Regions from separate parts of the Homo sapiens genome. Here all the other regions are linked to region 2. Evidence: chromatin loops called from intact Hi-C (ENCODE). Cell type or tissue: heart right ventricle. All regions are shown on one strand. Region 1 has its middle 150 kb from the start of USP9X. Region 2 has its middle 75 kb from the start of USP9X. Region 3 has its middle 120 kb from the start of USP9X. Region 4 has its middle 140 kb from the start of USP9X.

Evidence for each region. Hi-C counts contacts between places; a loop is a spot of excess contacts. Peaks named below come from ENCODE experiments on the same cell type or tissue, not always from the same donor. Only the 100,000 strongest peaks of a DNase experiment are listed, where the experiment ranks them.
Region 1: it touches region 2 in a loop (2.0-fold over the local background); 11 of 110 quality-filtered maps call a loop at or near these places.
Region 3: a loop joins it to region 2, with 2.7 times the contacts of the local background. A loop is called at or near these places in 3 of 110 quality-filtered maps.
Region 4: a loop joins it to region 2, with 2.1 times the contacts of the local background. A loop is called at or near these places in 13 of 110 quality-filtered maps.

What each region holds. Positions count from the first base shown.
Region 1 is chrX:40,931,226-40,936,225 of GRCh38, forward strand. It overlaps the pseudogene RPS2P55. Among named protein-coding and RNA genes, the nearest start is that of USP9X, 150 kb to the right of the region's middle. In heart right ventricle, a CTCF peak has its summit at 2,998; no DNase peak of the experiment used is centred here; H3K4me3 peaks cover 783 bases; H3K27ac peaks cover 2,343 bases.
Region 2 is chrX:41,008,153-41,013,152 of GRCh38, forward strand. No RefSeq gene overlaps it. Among named protein-coding and RNA genes, the nearest start is that of USP9X, 75 kb to the right of the region's middle. In heart right ventricle, a CTCF peak has its summit at 2,372; a DNase peak (open chromatin) is centred at 2,339; H3K4me3 peaks cover 1,214 bases; H3K27ac peaks cover 2,412 bases.
Region 3 is chrX:40,962,364-40,967,363 of GRCh38, forward strand. No RefSeq gene overlaps it. Among named protein-coding and RNA genes, the nearest start is that of USP9X, 120 kb to the right of the region's middle. In heart right ventricle, no CTCF peak of the experiment used is centred here; no DNase peak of the experiment used is centred here; H3K27ac peaks cover 2,600 bases.
Region 4 is chrX:40,943,385-40,948,384 of GRCh38, forward strand. No RefSeq gene overlaps it. Among named protein-coding and RNA genes, the nearest start is that of USP9X, 140 kb to the right of the region's middle. In heart right ventricle, no CTCF peak of the experiment used is centred here; a DNase peak (open chromatin) is centred at 2,122; H3K27ac peaks cover 966 bases.

The sequences.
Region 1 (5,000 bases), 77 kb before region 2:
CACAGGCAGACTCACAGGTGCTTGCGGTTGGAGGCCTTAGTCTTGTACTGGAAGAGTGAGTGCCAAGGGAATGTGAGTAGGTCAAGGTCAATGTCTGTCACATGTTTGAATTTTTTTTTTTTTCTTTTGAGATGGAGTCTCACTCTGTCGCCCAGGCTGGAATGCAGTGGCGCGATCTCAGCTCACTGCACCCTCCACCTCCTGGGTTCAAGCAATTCTCCCGCCTCAGCCTCCCGAGTAGCTAGGACTACAGGGGCCCGCCGTGATGCCCAACTAATTTTTGTATTTTTCGTAAAGACGGGGTTTCACCATGTTGGCCAGGCTGGTCTCAAACTCCTGGGCTCAAACCATCTGCCCGCCTCGGCCTCCAAAGTGCTGGGATTACAGGTGTGAGCCACTGTGCCTGGCCTCTCTGAATTCTAAACATGTCTTTTCTACTTTCTTCTGTGCTCCAGTGTAGTTAAATATACAACCCTGCTGGTAAATTATTTTTGAAGATACTAAAACAAGCTATTTTTTTACTTCTATTTTTTTTTAAGTTCAGAAGACCCCTGAGAATGACCAAGTGGGCTGCAGTAAGATGGGGCATGCTGGGAAGTACTGGCACCTCAAACCACCTTCCCCTCGGCCTCTGGAATAACACTGATGCTAGTGAGACAGGCACAGCTGCAGATACATGGGTCACAGACCCAGCTTCTGAGCTGAGAGCAGTCCAATATAGCAGACAGCCCGTGGCATCTGACATATATGGCAAAGGCAGCTGACTGACCGTGGGACACAGGCAGCATTAGGAGGGCCAAAGATGGATGAACAGAATTCCCTAAAGGTGCTCAGAGCATCTGATGGAAATCCAGGCTTAAGCAATGCTTAGAGAGCCAAGAGGACAGACAGGCAATGGGTGACAGAGTCATCTGTCTCCAGTAGTTGGAGCCAATCACCAGGAAGGAGTTTTGGCAGCATTCTGGGTTATGGCAAGGAGCCTGCCAAGACTAAGTCAGGAGCCCCAGCCTTAGAGGGCATTAGGAGGCAGACAGGGGCCTAAGGCATGGCCTTAAATACAAGGAACAAATCCAAGACCAAGAGAGGGTCAAGAGTAGAACTGTAGCTAAGAACATGTAGAACTGTAGCTTCCAGTTAGGGAAACAAAAACCCCAAGGTCAAGACAATATAAGCAGCAAGGATGCCCTGTTTCCAGGTCCCAGCATATGGGGCTAGGGTTCCTGAGAGTCCAGCTAAGGCCAGAATTTGTCCTAGAGCTGAGAGAAGGCTGCACCAACAGATGGACATCAAGTGGTCCTAGCAGTAGGAGATGAAGTTTTTTGAGACCATGGTCAGGCAAGGCCTGGCTCTCTACTGTGATGTTTGCAGCCAGGTGGTCAGGGGTTCTTGCCAACCAACCCACTCATCCATCCCAATGCCTTCATGGCCTTACACATCCCCTCATCCTCTTGCCCCACTGACGGCCACCCTAGGCCTTTGGAGCCCTTGAAAAACAGTGATTATGATCCTGTCCACTGGCCTTGAAATTGGCTGACTTCTGGGATGGAAAATATGGCAGCCAACCATTCCTGTGACACCATCCAGAGCCTCCGCCCTCTGTAATTCACAGGGATAGAATCTGCAGGTCATTCGAAAGGGCCTCTGTTTTTTGTTTTATTTATTTATTTAGAGACAGAGTCTCACTGTGTCCTGAAGTGCAGTGGCGCGATCTCGGCTCACTGCAACCTCCGCCTCCCAGGTTCAAGCGATTCTCCTGCCTCAGCCTCCCGAGTAGCTGGGACCACAGGCGCCCGCCACCATGCCCAGCTAATTTTTATGTTTTTAGTAGAGATGGGGTTTCACCATGTTGGCCAGGCTGGGTCCTCTGTTTTTTAATATTTAAAATCATCTCTCCCCAAATTCCTAAGCTTACATGGCGTTAATGGCCCCTTCTCCCCCTTTCCCTTCAGATGGCACTGTACATATCTATTTTGGTCGGCTTCCTGTTAAAAGTGCTTCCTTTTCTCTTTCTACTTACTCATCTTTTCCCCTCTGCTTGTTTATTTGCTGGGGTTTTTAATTTTTTTTTTCCCTGAGTTTGACCTCAGCCTGCTGTCCCCATCCCCCATGCCCACACTCCTAACCCACAATAAGATTGGGATCTTTTCATTTATACTAAACACATCACCAGCTCTTTATTCTTCGTGGCCCTTTCCTACCCTTATTTCCTTTTCATTTTGTTTCGGTTTTAATCCTTCATTACCCAGCTTTTCCTGGCAAAGGTCCAAGACCAAACTGCATATTTTTCTAAGCTTTCTCTCTTTCAGTTCTTCTTTCCTTTCTCTCCTCCACCCCTGGCTTCCTGAAAGTCTGCCTCGGGATCCACATTATGTCTTTGTTTTTGCCAATAACAAATACTTCATTTACTGTTTTGAATAAACGCTGCTTTTCAGTTACTGGAGCGCTTGCTCCTTCTCTGAAAACACTGTATTGGAAGAATCAGATAAACCTCACTGATATTTTGATTGAAATATTTCTGCATTCTCTTCGCAGAATTCCAAGTATGTGGCAACACGCGTGTTTGGAGCCAGACTTCTGAGAAGATGCCCTCAATCACCCACAGCCTCTTTATGAGTTTTCCCCTCCAATGTGACTTCAGTTATTAAGATGTCCCAAGTGATTAGACTCACCAGCAGCCTCCTAAATACTCAGCCAAGGAAACCTGATATGGTGGGGAGAGGCTGTTCGGGGGAGATTACTTGGCAGTGGTAAAAGTCAGAAGCCTTATGTCTGCAGAACTTTGTTCACTTCTCAGAAGTCCTTTGACTGTGTGATATGAGGAAGTCACTCTAAATCTCATTGTCTCTTAACTGCAACACAGAGGCAACAATACCCCATTACAGGAACTCTGTGTGAAAAATATTACAAAATATTAACAAAATGCTTTGAATTCCTTGTATATTTCACCACGTTAGATCTAGCAAACTACCATCCCTCATCTGGGGCAGAGAATTGTTAAGTGTGGTTAGGCCAGCCAGAGGGCAGCCTCAGGCAAGTCCCTGTGAACTTACTAAGGCAGGGAGGGACAAGGGCAGGGGCAAGTTTGGGGTTGGTACAAACCCCTCCCTCTGGGCCTATTCCAGGAATCCAGGAATATTTCTCTAGCAACCTATTATTATTATTGTTGTTGTTGTTTTGAGATGGAGTCTCACTCTGTCACCCAGGCTGGAGTGCAGTGGCGCTATCTCGGCTCACCGCAGCCTCTGCCTCCCGAGTTCAAGCAATTCTCATGCCTCAGTCTCCCCAGTAGCTGGGATAACAGGAGCCCGCCACCATGCTCGGCTAATTTTTGTATTTTTTGTAGAGGTGGGGTTTCACCATGTTGGCCAGGCTGGTCTTGAACTCCTGACCTCAGGTGATCCACCTGCCTTGGCTTCTCAAAGTGCTGGGATTACAGGCGTGAGCCTCCGCGCCCAGCCAGCAACCCATTATTTTATACATCTGAGAGCTCATGATTTTCCACAATCCATTTCTTTCTTTCTTTCTTTTAAGAATCGGGGTCTCATTCCGTTGCCCAGGCTGGAGTGCAGTAATGCAGTCATAACTCACTGCAGCCTCAAACTCCTGAACTCAAGCAATCCGCCTGCCTCAGTCTCCCCAGTAGCTGGGATTACAAGTGTGCACCACCACACCTGGCTCAGAGGCTATATTTCTTTCTTTCTTTCTTTCTTTCCTTTTTTCACGCTTAATTCACTTTATTTTTCTTGTGTAAAAACCCTATGTTGTAGCCACAGCTGGAGCCTGAGTCCGCTGCACGGAGACTCTGGTGTGGGTCTTGACGAGGTGGTCAGTGAATTCCTGATAGGGAGACTTGGTAAATACAGTCTCCTTCCAGAGGTCGGGGGTCAGGTAGCTGTAGGTCTTAGAAATGGCATCAAAGGTGGCCTTGGCGAAGTTGCCCAGGGTGGCAGTGCAGCCCCGGGCTGAGGTGTAGCAGTCATCGATACCAGCCATCATAAGCAGCTTCTTAGGCACAGGTGCGGAGACGATGCCAGTGCCCCTGGGTGCAGGGATGAGGCGCACCAGCACAGAGCCGCAGCGGCCTGTCACCTTGCAAGGGACGGTGTGGGGCTTGCCGATCTTGTTCCTCCAGTAGCCTCTGCGCACGGGGACAATGGAGAGCTTGGCCAGGATGATGGCCCCACGGATGGCGGTGGCCACCTCCTTGGAACACTTAACACCCAGACCGACGTGGCCATTGTAGTCCCCGATAGCAACAAACGCCTTGAACCTGGTGCGCTGGCCGGCACGGATCTGCTTCTGCACTGGCATAATCTTCAAAACCTCATCCTTGAGAGAGGCCCCCAAGCAAAAGTCAATGATCTCTGATTCCTTAATGGGCAGGGAGAAGAGATATATCTCCTCCAGGGACTTGATCTTCATGTCCTTGACCAAGCGGCCCAACTTGGTGACGGGCATCCACTCCTTATCCTCGGCCTTGCCTCCGCGAGCTCCGCGGCCTCGGCCCCGGCCCCGTCCACGGCCGCGACCCCGGCCCCGGATGCCACTGCCGAAACCTCCGCGGAAGCCACCGCGGTTCCCCATCCCAGGGCCACCAGGGCCTCCGGACCCTCCTCGCTGCACCGGCGTCATCCGCCATTTGGTGTTTTCTCTGAAAAGAAGCTCTTTTTTTTTTTTAAATAACATCTTTTATTTGTATACAATTACAAATTACAAACTTGTTTTATTATGGTTTTTCTTATTTATAAAAAAATTTTTTTAGTCAACTTACTCCCTTTTATTTATTTACCAGTAGTTTGCTCTGACAGAATAAATTACAAACTATTGTTTTGCTTAATCCTTTTAACCACCATGTCAGGCACACAGATTGGAGGATATTAGCTCCCATTTTGCAGACAAAGAGAGGAAACACAGTACCCATATTTAGTGTAAGACAGCTGGGATATAAGCCTTGGGCTTCCATAGTCACAACTGCTTTTTTTCCATAACTTTGTAATACA
Region 2 (5,000 bases):
TGGACGATAGGGTGAGACCTTGTCTCAGAAACGAAGTTCGTAAACTTCCTTCTCATCTTCGGCCTGTGTATTACTTTCTCCGCTCCTGAAATGTTCTGCCTTCAAATATCAGCATAGTTTCCTGCCTTTGTTCATTCATGTCTCTGACCCAACGGCACCTCCTCAAAGAGGCCCCCCCTTGACCACCTTATCTAAAAATAGCACCCATATTACTCTCTAATCCTTGACGCTGCTTTATTTTCCCTCTTGGTACTTAATCTGACATTTGGTGACATTTTTCATCTTTATATTTATTTATTTATTTATTTTGAGATGAAGTCTCGCTCTGTCGTCCAGGCTGGAGTGCAATGGCACAATCTCAGCTCACTACAACCTCCACCTCCTGGGTTCAAGCAATTCTCCTGCCTCAGCCTCCCGAGTAGCTGGCCTTACAGGCACGTGCCACCACGCCCAGCTAATTTTTGTATTTTTAGTAGAGATGGGGTTTCGCCATGTTGGCCAGGCTGGTCTTGAACTCCTGACCTTGGGTAATCCGTCCACCTTGGCCTCCGAAAGTGCTGGGATTACAGGCGTGGGCCACCGCGCCTGGCCCATTTTTCATTTTTAGATTGCCTCTTTCCCCCATGAGGGCAGGAACCTGGTCTGTTTTGTTTATTGCTATATTCCTATTATCTGGAAGAAGAACTGACACAGAAGGGGTGCCACAAATTCTTGTTAATTCTCTTCGTTTACGTTATGCAAGGTTCAAGTTCTTCCCAAATAGAATATAGCATGGAAGTTCTCGCAGGTGCTCTCTCTCCTCAATGCAAGACATGGCCACCTCTGAGATACAGTTGGCTCACCCCTAAAATGCTAAAGCCCAGCGATCACACAGGCGCACATATTAGAGCACTTCCTTCTCATAAACTTCCAGAAGCAGAATTACTAGATCATGAGCTAAACTCCCAAATTAACCTCCTGAGAGGTCAATGCTAATTCCTTTCCCATCAGCAGTACTCCATTACGGTGTACTCTGGGCCTTCAGGCAAATAATAATGATGATGATGATGATGTTGATGATGATGATGATAGTGTCCTCTTCACTCTTTGTTAACTGGAAAATAAACAGATCTTTTTAGTGGCAGGGAAACTTCTGGGTTATCAGGACTAGTGAGGTCCTGGGATGGGCTTTTAGGAGAAAAGAAGCTCTTCTGGCAGCTTCCATCTCTGAAATTATGTCCCCACCAATACTGTAAATTGTTTCCCCATGATGCCAAGTCATGTTTATTCAGGAATTCATTCACTTCATAATTCCTTTTGAGTATGTATTTTGTACGTAAACTCCAAACTTTTGCCAAGCTCAAGAATATTCCTTGAAATAAAGGAATTTGGCCAGGCATGGTGGCTAACACCTGTAATCCCAGCACTTTGGGAGGCGGAGGCGGGCTGATCACCTGAGGTCAGGAGTTTGAGACCAGCCTGGCCAACATGGCGAAACCTCGTCTCTACCAAAAATGCAAAAATTAGCCAGGCACAGTGGCAGGCGCTTGTAATCCCAGCTACTTGGGAGGCTGAGGCAGGAGAATCGCTTAAACCTGGGAGGCGGAGGTTGCAGTGAGCCGAGATTGTGCCGTTGCACTCCAGCCTGGGCGACAGAGCGAGACTCTGTCCTCCCCGTCCCCGCAAAAAAAAAAAAAAAAAAAAAAAAAAGGAATTTATAACTATCCTGGCATTTAGCAGTTTACAGGGGGGTTTCACTTCCGTTTTCTCATTTGGACCATGCAAAAGCCAACTGAGTACAATTCTGCCCATTTTACAGATGAACAAACCAGAGGCACAGAGGAGAGGGATTTGCCCGAGGCTACACAATACCTGTGAGTCACAGCCAGGACTAAGGATCCTGTGAGCTTCTCAGCACATGCCACTCCTTCCTACAACACCCTGCCAGGTCCACCACCTCCGTAAGTGGAGAATCTTAACGAAGGGCGACCTATGCACGCACCTGACTTCTGAGCTGAGGAACAGTAGAATGAAGGAGTTATTTTTAAATGGCTTTTACCGAGCCTGTGATGTCATTTCATTGATCACGCTGGGAGATGCGGTGCTGAGTTGTGCTATGGCAACTCGATTAAGGCTGGGAACTCCATTTCCTAGAAGCCCCTCCCTGCTGTGTTTCCGGGTTAGAGTTGGCCAAAAGAGAACCTTGTGCAAGAATTGTAGGGCGGAAGGCGAGCAGCAGTCACTGCCCCTGGCAGGTTTCCCGTCAGATACAGTGAAGGACAGAAACAGAGGGGCCCTGAGAGGCCCTGCAGCTCCCGGTTTATCCGGCTCTCTCCTCTGCTCCCTCCCAGCTAACATTTCCTGCTGTTGGCTCTGCTACCCAACAGCTGCCTCGGGCCCACCACCAGGGGCTTGGCTGTCGCCCCACATGGGGCGGGAGCTACGTAGAGGCCACAGCTCCCATAAACCTCTCCACGAACTCCCCCTCCGCGGCCCTGCTTCGGTGGCTAGATGTGCTTTGGCTTCTGGAATTTTCCTGCAAGCTCTGATTTGTCCAACTGCACCAGTGCTTCCGGCAACGGCTAGTGACTCTCTGATCTTCTGACTCCTCCTTCCAGACATTCACTTCCCCAGCTCTTCCCACAGCTGTGAACGGTTTTATTCCTAGAATACTCACAGTGGCTCTGTTTCCCTGGCTGAATCCTGTTACGATACTTACAGATTCTGCTTTACATGAAAAACAGCATAAGAAAAAAAAAATGTTCTGGAGTGTAAGGCAGAATTCCACCTGATACTTAGAATCTATATATCTCATGTGCTTGATTTATAGATTGGATATGTGGGAACTAAGGAAAGAAGATTATTCAATGAACCAGTGGAGGAAGAATCGTGTATGCTTTCAGTGTAGACCAAACTGGGGAAATAGATGAGAAAGGAATAACTGAAAAGACATAACCTTCTTTATCTTGTTTTTCTAAGCTCAAAAGATGGAAGAGGGGAAGGAATTGGTAGTGAAGCCATTTTTGTAGTCTGGAAATTTTCTGTCAAGTTTTACATAATTCCTTAGGGCATACCAAAGAAAATAATCAGTCCTGTCTACCCTCTAAGTAACTATCTTCTCTTGAAAGAGAAAGGAGTGATTCTTATTTAGGAAATCTAGTTCTTTAAATATAAAATACGAAATTGAGCCTGGGCAACATAAGGGAGACCTTGTCTCTACTAAAATTCAAAAAGAATAAAAATTAGCCAGGGGTGGGGCGCAAGCTGATAGTCCCAACTATTTTGGGGGCTGAGGTGAGAAGATCGCTTGAGCCCAGGAGGTTGAGGCTGCAGTGAGCAATGATCTCACCGCTGCACTCCAGCCTGGGTGATACAGTGAGACCCCATCTCAAAATAGATACATTAATTAAATTAAATGTGAAATTACACGTGAACAGGAGCAAACCGATGTTCAAGGATTCTTAAACATTATAAAACCAACAGGACAATATCTACCTGGTTAATGCTGAGGTGAATAGTCAAGGCTCTAATGTTAATAAATAAATACATCAAAGATCTTTTCCTTTCTCTTCCTTATTGTAGCCTCCTCTCTTTGCAACAGAGAAAGGAGGTCTTAGAACAGTTTCCAGTGGAGAAGAATTTTGAAATTCAGCGTTTTCTTCCTAGCAGTCTGTATGTATGTGAATGTTCTATGCCATTGTTCTTTCAAAATCATACTTGTTTGTCTCCCTCTTCCACCCTCACGCAGTGAGCGTTTTCACCCAGTGTCTTTAAAACATGCCTGCCTCAGGTGGCTGGTCACTTTATCAAATAAAAGGTGGCTGGCTTTGCCAATTTCTTTTCCCTACTCTGCATTAATAAGCCTGGCTCACAGTGCAGTAGAATTTTATTTCCACCAAGCAAATACAGATTGCTTTCTCCTTGGCTGCTTTTTAAAAGTCTTCTCACTCTCACTTGTGTCTAGATCATCCACCCATCCCTGCAGCACTAATGCTGACAGTGGCCAAGAGTATGAAATGTTCTCAAGCCAGTCCTGAGCCCGCAGATTCCTCCTCGGCCACTGGTCACAGGAGTGCACAGGGGGACCACTGTGCAACCCAGACAACCACCAGCTCATCCTCACAAAGAAGAGATCGTCTCCACTCCTGGGACCCCCTGAGACTCCCAGGGACCCAAACTCTTGGCTCTTGGCTCTGCCTGGAGTTTTATCTCCAGCTTGCTGGGTTTACTACCAGAGTCCTAGTTCTCTAGGGCTGCCGTAACAAAGTACCACAAACATGGTGGCTTCAAACCACAGAAACGCATCCTCTCGCACTTGTGGAGACCAGGCATCCAAAACTAAGGTGTCCACAGGGCTGTACTCCTTCTAGCTTCCGATGGTTGCCAGCAATCTTTAGCATTCCTTGGCTTATGTCCGCATCACTCCAATCTCTGCCTCTGTTGTCACAACTCCTCTGTGTAGCTGCATCTTCTCTTCTGTCTCAAGTCTCTCTCTGTCTCTCCCTTTTTTATTTTTATTTTTATTTTTTTTGAGACAGGGTCTCGCTGTCACCCAGGCTGCAGTGCAGTGGCGTGATCATAGCTCACTGCAACCTCTAACTCCTGGGCTCAAGTGATCCTCCTGCCTCGGCCACCCAAAGTGCTGGGATTACAGGTGTGAGCCACTGTGTCCAGTTTATAAGTTTTATGAGTTTATAAGTGCCCTAATAAGGACACTTGTCATTGGAATTTAGGGCCCACCTAGATGATCCAGGGTGATCTCCTCATCTTGAGATCCTTAACTTAATTACACCTGCAAAAACCCTTTTGCCAGATAAGGTCACATTCACAGGTGCCGGAGTTAGGAATGAGAACACATCCCTTGGGGGCCGCCCCTCAATCCACCAGGCTTTGTCTGCCTGGACTCAGAAGTATTTCCTTTCCAGTTTTTTTTTTTCTTTTTTTTTTCGATACGGAGGCTTGCTCTGTCGCCAGGCTGGAGCGCAGTGGCGCGATCTCGGCTCACTGCAACCTCTGCCTCC
Region 3 (5,000 bases), 46 kb before region 2:
TAATATATACCACATATTGTATATTATATAATATATACCACATATTGTATATTATATAATATATACCACATATTATATATTATAAACATCATATATCATATAATATATATTTTATATAATATGATATATCATATCATATATCATATTTTATACAATATATGATATATCATATATCATATTTTATACAATATATGATATATCATATATCATATTTTATACAATATATGATATATCATATCATATATCATATTTTATACGATATATGATATATCATGTATTATATAATATTTTATACAATATATGATATATAATATATAATATTTTATACAATATATGATATATAATATATATTTTATACAATATATGATCTATCATATAATATATCATATTGTATACAATATATGATCTATCATATATCATATTGTATACAATATATGATCTATCATATATCATATTTTATACAATATGATATATCATATGTCACATGTCATATATGATACGATATGTCACATGTCATATGATACGATATGTCATATGTCATATATGATACGATATGTCATATGTCATATATGATACGATATGTCATATGTCATATATGATACGATATGTCATATTCATGTCATATATGATATATGTCATATGTCATATATATGTCATATGTCATATGTCATATGTCATATATCATATATGATGTCATATGTCATATATCATATATCATATATCTGATATGATATATGATATGTGATATATCATATATCTGATATAATATCATATATGATATATGATATATATGATATAAGATATATGATATATATCATATACGATATACGATATATGATATATATCATGTATGATATACGATATACGATATATGATATGATATACGATATACGATATATGAGATATGATATATGATATATATCATATATGAGATACGATATGATATGATATATATCATATATCATATGAGATATGATATATGATATGATATATATGATATATGATATGATATGATATATATCACATATCATATATCATATATGATATGATATATGATATATGATATATTATGTAATATATCATATATTATATATATATTTTTGGACACTGGATATGACTGATATTAAAAAATTGTCAATATTCTTTAGTTGTGATCGTGGTAATGTTTAATAAGAGTTTTTATCTTTTAGAGATACAAAAATATTTGCAGATGAAAAGATATAATGTCTGGGATTTGCTTTAAGATAATTTCTAGGTAGGGATGGCAAAAAAAATTTCTTAAGATAATCTCATAGTAGGGTGGGCGAAGTAGTTGGGAATATAGATGAAACAAGATTGGCCATGTGTTCGTAATTGTTGAAACCAGGTGATAGATGGCTCACATACTGTACTACTAGTATATATGTTTGGAAATGTTCCAGAGTAAAAGTTTTTTAAAAGGTTCCTTGGAATATTGAATTGAGCCCTAAGTATGCTTTTCCATATAAATCAATATGTTTTTGCCTGGTAGAGTGTATGGGAACTCTTTGTTGCCTAACCTTACTAAAGCAGATTATTTGGAGGGCAGGAGGACATACTGGAAAGGCTAAGCTTTGAAATCAGGCTTGGATTTGAGATCTAGCACCACTCTTCACTCATCTTGTCAGATACTTAGACTTTCTGAAGCTCAGTTTCCTCAGTGGTAAAACAGGCATAGTAATAATAGTTGCTATGTCCTAGGATTGTTTGAGGAATTAAATAAGATACAGAATACAAAGCTGGTGGCACTGTGCCTGGCAGTGCTCTATAAACATTAGGGGCCAATAATACATCATTGTTTCAGTTACCTATTGTGGGTTGACTTGGCTCAGCTGGGAGGTTCTTCTACTCTATCTGCTGTCAGCTAGGGCTACAGTCATTTGATGATTAAGTTGGGCTGGAATGACCAAAATGGCTCACACATGTGATAAGCAATTGATGCTTTTGGCTGGGAGCTCAGCTACGGCTGTTGTCCTTAGCACCTACTCATGGCCTCTCTGCAACACTTGGGCTTCTCATTACATGGCAGCAGGGTTCCAAGAGGGAGTGCCCCAAGAGCAAATACGCCAAAAGTGAGGAAGGAAGCTGCCAGTCCTCAGCGCCTGGACCAGCACAGTGTCATTTCTGCCACATTCTATTGGTTAAAGAGTCACGAGACCTGCCCAGATACAATGGGGGAAGAAATAAACTCCACCTCCTGACGGGGAGAGGAAGAATCTGTAGCCATCTTTAATCCACTACATTAAGTATTCCTGTTTCCCTAGTACTTGATCCATAGATAAATATATCGATTTCAAAGAAACACACCAAAAACTACTCAATATATGTTTCTGGAAGGTGCTTGCTAAACACCATTCTTCTTGCTGACATTCTTCCTCCTGCTCAGCTGACTAAGCCAGGGCCTGGGGGGCGGGGGGATTGGGAGTAGTCACTAGCTTCCCCACCCCTGAGGCTGGATGGGAGAAAAAACCAGGGCAGGACTAAGTCTTCACTGCAGAAACACCTTGGCATGAGTCAGTGGTTCTCAAAAATAATTTATGAGATCAAATCAGGTCATCTATTTTTAATTATTGTGGTTATTAATTTGAAAACGTGTAATTCAATACTGTTCTCACATGCAATAATTCTTGAGACTTGAGGAACTGTTAGTGTTCTCTTCCAAGGTATTATTTCCTTAATTCTCTACTTTTAAGACACAGGGGCTTTCCAAATATTTCCTTCTCTAACCCTTTAACCAACAATTGCTGACTCTCACATTTTCTCTGACATTATCTAAAACCACAGTCCAAGAGGAGGTTTTTTTTTTGTCTTTGTCTTTTTTTGTTTGTTTGTTTGTTTTTAATGTACATTATACAAACACAAAGTCCTCTATTTTGGGTCAGAAATATTTCCTAGAGCTAAAAAATGCAGTTAGCGGCAAGCTTGGGCAATGTCTAATTACAGCATTTACAGTAAACAAATGATTGATAAAGACACCCAGACACCTCTATAAACAAGGAAGTACAGAACCAGCCATGCTGAACACTGTGTTTATTTTCCACTGAAAGAGGATGCAAACTGCTAATCACAGGCATGCCACAGTTTAATTTCCACACAAGACCTTTCCTTGATTTTCTATTTAAAAAAAAAAAAAAACATGATGGCAATCAGGTTTTGTTCACTGAATTTATTTCTGTAGAATCTCAAATGCTGTTAATTTTAATACAGGTTACATTTTTAAAAGCCTTTTTAAAAAAGCCTTAGGTGCGTCTAACCTTGGATTCATTTTGCTGTTGAGAAGATCTCAGCTAACAGGTGTGATATAAATGCACAGAGAAGGAAATAAACACCGGGTCTTAGACCATGACCTGAAAGTTATGTCAGAAGAGCTAGGCATTCTATTCACTTGGCCACAAAGCAAATACCTTGGCGGACAAAGAGAGGGAGGAAAGGGGCGGATGGAATGGCCACATATTTCTGGCTCTTTCTGAACTTCTGAGCGCATAGGGCATACAGCCTTTAGAGGCCCAGGATCATTGTGGTGATGAAAGAATGGTTGAAAACATTTCCTTAGAAATGAATTGTCCTTGTCTAAGTTAAGACCCTTACTCATGTACTTGAGAAGATTTCAGACTTCTTTGAGACTCTTTCTGACTTACTTGAGCCCTTTCTGACTTGTTTCAGACCCTGTCTGGTGAATTAGATACACTTCCTGATGTGGAAGGGACTCTTCCTAACTTATTTAAGACCCTTCCTGACATGTTTGAGCCCATTCCTAACTTGTTTCAGACCCATCTTTCATGTAAGAGACTCTTCCTGACATGTTTGAGCCCATTCCTAACTTGTTTCAGACCCATCTTTCATGTAAGAGACTCTTCCTGACATATTTGAGACAGTTTCTAACTTGATTGAGATACTTCCTGATATATTTGAGACATATCCTGACTTGTTTGAGACTTCCTAATTATTTAAGACTCTTCCTGACCTATTTGTGCCTCTTCCTGACTTGTTTGGAACCCTTCCGGACATATTTGAGATCCTTCCTGATTATTTGAGACTAGTCCAGAGGACTTTGACACACTTCCTGAGACAGTTCCCAATGATTTGTTTGCAATGATGCCTGACATTTGAGACAGTTCCCAGTATTTTTGAGATTTGTTCTGTCTGAGATCCTTCCAGACGTATTTCCAACTCTGTCGGACAACTTGGAGACACATCCTGACTTGTTTGAGACTCTTCCAGACTTGTTTGAGACCTTTCTTGGCATGTTTAAGACCATTCCTGGTGTCTTGAGACTATTTCCATGTGTTTGAGACGCTTACATATTTAAAATTCTTCTGAACCAGATGCAGTGGCTGACACCCCAGCACTTTGGAAGGCCAAGGCGAGAGGATTGCTTGACGCCAGGAGTTTGAGACCAGCCTGGCAACATAGTGAGAACCACAAAAAATAAAATAAAATGTTAGCCAGGCATGGTGGCACGTGTCTGTAAGTCCAAGCCACTGGGGAGGCTGAGATGAGAGGATCAGTTGAGCCCAGGAGGTCAAGACTGCAGTGAGCCACGATCATGCCACTGCACTCCAACCTGGGCAACAGAGCAAGACGCTGTCTCAAAAAAATAGAAAATAAAACTCTTCTGGATTACGTTAGCCACTTCCTAATTTGTTTGTGATGATTCCTGACATGTTTGAGACCATACCTGACATATTTCAGATCCTTCCTGACATGTTTAAGACCCTTCATGACTTGTTCTACAGTCTTGCTAACTGCGTGAGAAACTTCTTGACATGTTTGAGATCTTTCCTAGGTTGTTTGAGACCCTGCTTGATCTATTTGCGAAATGTCCCGATATATTTAAGACTCTTCCAGTCAGGTTTCAAACCCCTCGTGACTTGCAGAAGACGATCCTGACATGTTAGAGAATTTTGTTGACTACTTGAGACTCTTCCTCTCTGTGACCCTTCCAAAAGTATTTGAGACCCTTCTTGACTCGGTGAGACTCT
Region 4 (5,000 bases), 65 kb before region 2:
CATGTAACAACCACAAAATCTCAGTGATAAACAGAGTGTTTATTGCTTACATGTCTGGGGTCAACTGGAGGCCAGCTAAACAACCCTGCTCATCTTGGCTAGGCTCATCCACATCTGGGAGTGCTTGTCTATTGACTGATCTAGACTGCCATTTGCTTGTTCCAGACTGTCTTTTTAAGGATGTTTGTATGGCTAACAAGCTTGGAAGATAGAGGTGGCATCTCCCTCCAGAGTAAAGGGTAAGCATGCTCACCACCTATTATAAAAAATTTAGATTCCCTAACTCTAGTATTTTTCTCCTTTAATGCAATCCACTGTGTGTGCAGACCTTCATCTGAGCACATCCATATCACCATCATCAGACTTGGGGGACACAGGGAACTGATGTAAATGTGCTCATGCTTATACTGCTTGCTGTGTCATGAGTAATGAAATCCTTCGCCTTTGACCCAAGAGTCTCATGTTTTCTGTCCACATCCATGAAACTGTGACAAGTTATCTTATTAGCTTGTAAGTAGGATAAAATCTCAGACCCTTCACAGTTCTTGATGCTGGTCTGCTTCCCCTTCTCAACCATTGGATCTGTGAAGACCTTTCATAGCCATGTTCCCAGCACCAGGCACAGAGCTCAGTATATAACTGGCACTTCAGAAATATTTGTCAGTGAGGCTGGGCGTGGTGACTCACGCCTGTAATCCCAGCACTTTGGGAGGCCGAGGAGGGTGGATCACTTGAGGCCAGGAGTTCGAAACCAACCTGACCAACATGGTGAAACCCCATCTCTACTAAAAATACAAAAAATCAGCCAGGTGTGGTGGCAGGCACCTGTAGCCCCAGCTACTCAGGAGGCTGAGGCATGAGAACTGCTTGAAACCAGGAAGTGGAGGTTGCAGTGAGCCAAGATTGTGCCACTGCACTCCAGCATGGACAACAGAGCAAGACTCTGTCTCAAAAAAGAAAAAAAAAGGAAAGAAAGAAATATTTGTCAATGAATAAATTAATTATTATTTATTTGCTTTTCATTTTCAGTAGATAGGCTTGAAAATACCATTTCATTTGACATGGCCATCAATCTCCTGTCATTGTTACTCTAAATAAGCTTTCCTCTACCTCCTCAGTACTTGTTAAGATAGTGGTGTCCCAGCACTGGGATACTTGGGTATATCCTACTTTTTTTTTTTTTTGAGACGGAGTCTCGCTCTGTCGCCCAGGCTGGAGTACAGTGGCACAATCTCGGCTCACTGCAAGCTCTGCCTCCCGGGTTCACGCCATTCTCCTGCCTCAGCCTCCCGAGTAGCTGGGACTACAGGTGCCCACCACCGCGCCCAGCTAACTTTTTGTATTTTTAGTAGAGATGGGGTTTCACCGTGCTAGCCAGGATGGTCTCGATCTCCCGACCTCATGATTCACCCACCTCGGCCTCCCAGAGTGCTGAGATTACAGGCGTGAGCCACCGCGCCCGGCCCTGGTGTATCCTACTTTTTAAAGCACTCTGGAATGGAGCCCGATACAGGACTTCCTTATATCCAAAACAGCCATATATTGACTCTTGTGGATATTGTTTCTACTTTGCCGAAATTTATTTATATGTGGGCTTTGATTTCTTTATGAAAATTTTTCTCATAGACTTTAGAAAAGAAACTTGTAATGCTTCCATGTATACTTGTCGGTTGGATTCCCAACTATTTGTCAACTGAGCGGGTAAGCCCAGAATGAAGACGGGGGAAAATAAAAATAGGGAACCAACTAACTCAAAAGGAGAGAAATGAATAAATGTCAGGACAACTTGTCCATTCAACTGTATTGTGCAAGGTTTCTGCAGCTGTCTCCTCAGCTGCCAAAGTCTGGGTTAAAGTTCAAAGGGAAAACTCTCCATCCACATATTTTCCAATTTAAAAAAAAGTTAAAGTATTTGAAACTCAAATATTTTTATACATGAAAATCCAGGGGTGAATTTTAATAAAGCCTGTGGGCAGAACAGAAGTAATCCGGCTCTGATTTAAACATCATTAATGTTTAAACTGTATTAATTTTAAAACCTCAGCCCTGGCACACTTCGAAAGCCGGTCTTCCTCCTGCTAACTCTGGCAACAATCTCTGGGCTAAACGTGAGTCATAACTTGTGACACTGCAGACAGCATCTGTGAGGTGGGGTGTTTCACTTCTCACTTCGGCTCATGTTTCCTTGTGCTGATTGGGAAGTAAGGACATAAGAGGAAAGCAAATTGTGGGAATGAGGTTCTCCTAATTTCATTCAAAAGGCTCTAGGCTAGGAAATATTTAAAGATTTTTAAAAAAAGAACAGGTTTTTAAAAGTGAAACAGAGCTTCAATAAGTATTAAAATGCAGTAGATACTTAATGCCATAAAACTGTATACTTAAAAATGGTTCAAATGCTAAATTTTGTTATATATATTTTGCCACAATAAAAATGCAACAAATTAAAACCTATAAAACATGTTTAAATGTTTAAATTCATGGTGATATTTAAAAACTGGCCACCTTGAAAGATGTCAGGGGACCAATTCATCATCTGAAAACGGATAAAAAAGGGAAAAAATAAAACATATATCCTGCTTTTCCTTTAGAAACTGCACCACTAGGTAACCAAATAATAGATCGGGGAAGCATCTCTTTATAAAATTATCCAATTATCCCAACTAATAAATGAAATAAAATGATAGAATTAGATTATAATCATTTTGCAACACTCTATGAATTAATTGATCTAGGCAATGAGAATCAACCGCTGCTAAAATCACAAAAGGAGACACGACCAGACATTACATGTCTCAGAACTCAGCACCACTTATAGTCTTGCAAAAAAGATGGAAATTCAGTCTAATCAAACCTCTGGATCCAAATGACAATTTGCAAGAAAGGCAGGGAGCAGAATACATGTTGAAATGCACCATCAGTGTGTCATCAGCAAAATGCAGATTTTAGGAAACTATAGGTCAAATTGTCTTGTTCTTCAACAAGTAGAGAATAAAGAAAAGAAAGGGTCATAGACGGCCAGGGTGCGGTGGCTCACGCCTGTAATCTCAGCACTTTGGGAGGCTGAGGCTGGTGGATCACCTGAGGTCAGGAGTTCGAGACCAGCCTGACCAATATGGTGAAACCCTGTCTCTACTAAAAATACAAAAATTAGCTAGGCGTGGTGGCATGAACCTGTAGCCCCAGCTACTTGGGAGGCTGAGACAGGAGAATCACTTGAACCAGGGAGGTGGAGGTTGCAGTGAGCCGAGATTGAGCCACTGTACTCCAGCCTGGGCAACGGAGGGAGACCCCATCTCAAAGAAAAAAAAAAGTCATAGAAGAAAACTGTAGATTAAAAGAGATTTAAAAGATGAATCAAGTCCAGGCACGGCGGTTCATGCCAGTAATCCCAGCACTTTGGAAGGCCGAAGTTTGAGACCAGCCTTGACAACATGGAAAAACCCCATCTCCACAAAAAAAATATATATATACACATATATACGTATATATGTATATATACACATATATGAGTGTATATATGTGTATATATATTTATGTATGTATATATATTTATATATGTATATATATATTTATATATATATGCACCTGTAGTCCCAGCTACTTAACTTGGGAGGTTGAAGTGGGAGGATGGCTTGGGCCTGGGAGGCAGAGGTTGCAGTGAGCCAAAGTCGCACCACTGCACTCCAGCCTGGGCAACAGAGCCAGAACCTGTCAAAAAAAAAAAAAAATAGACAAATCAAACTTTTTAATGAGCATGGCACAACTAGAATGTCTAAGGATACACACTTGGGTGATAAAGCTGTAGAGAAGAATAAGGCAATGGTTGCTATAAAAATCAGGATACTGGCCATGGAGGGGCTTCCGGGGTGGCTAGCAAAGTACTACTTCTTGACCTGGATGGTAGTTATGAGGGTGTGCCCTTATAATAATGTGCTATTCTGTACTTTCTTTTTGTATGCTTTTCTGTGTTTTATAATAAAAATGGAGTTCAGCTGGGGCTTCTGGGATGAACTGTAGTCATATGAGTCACCCAGAACTGCTAACTGGACATGAACAGCTGGTCAGAGAGAAGGATGATGAGGGAACTGGTGAGCCCCCAGAGGTTACCTAACGGCCAGGAATTTGCCCAGCTATGTGTGGGCGGGTAAAACCTGAATTGTACCATCAGTTTGTGCCAGGACAGAGTTTTGAATTCCCGGCAGAAATGGATGGGAAAGGGCTCAGAAGTTGTTTTGAGTGTACCACATTTTAGTTCCTGGAATAGTTTAGTTCTTGGGCATTATAGCTCAGGCCAGCCAACTGCCAGCAAAACTTAAGCCTTCAACACTGTGCTGTTAGAGAGCTGCGAGTGAGGAAGTCCTAGCTCCAGAGACCCCATTTCATTACAGATAAATGCTGTAGCATCTTTATCAGCAATTCACAGTGCACTTAAAGCTGTATCAAAGGTTGCAGCCAGGTCTCCTTCCACCAAGAAATCTGGAGAAGGTGAAGACATTATTAAATAAATGATGCCAAAAAGCCTGGATGTAAGTCCCCAAAGAGAAGGCAGCATAAAATGTCAGAGTGGGAGAAACTGTGTGGTCTACCAAAGTAGACAGTACAATAGGTATCTGGTACAATCAGATACCAATACACAGCTATTAGAATCCTAAAATCCAAAGAAAACTGACAATACCAATTGCTGTTGAGAATGAGGAACAACGGTAATTCTCACTCATTGCTGACGGGGATGCAAAAATGGTACAGCCACTTTGAAAGACCATTTGGTCTTTCCTGCAAAGCTAAACATAGTTTTACCATACAATCCAGCAATTGTTCTCATAGGTATTTAACCAGCTAATTTGAAAGTTATGTCCACACAAAAACCTGCACACTAATGTTTATAGCAGCTTTTTTCATAATCACCAAGAACTGGAAGCAATCAAGAGGTGTTTTGATAGGTAAATATATAAACCAACTGTGGTACATCCATACAGTGAACATTATTCAATGATAAAAAG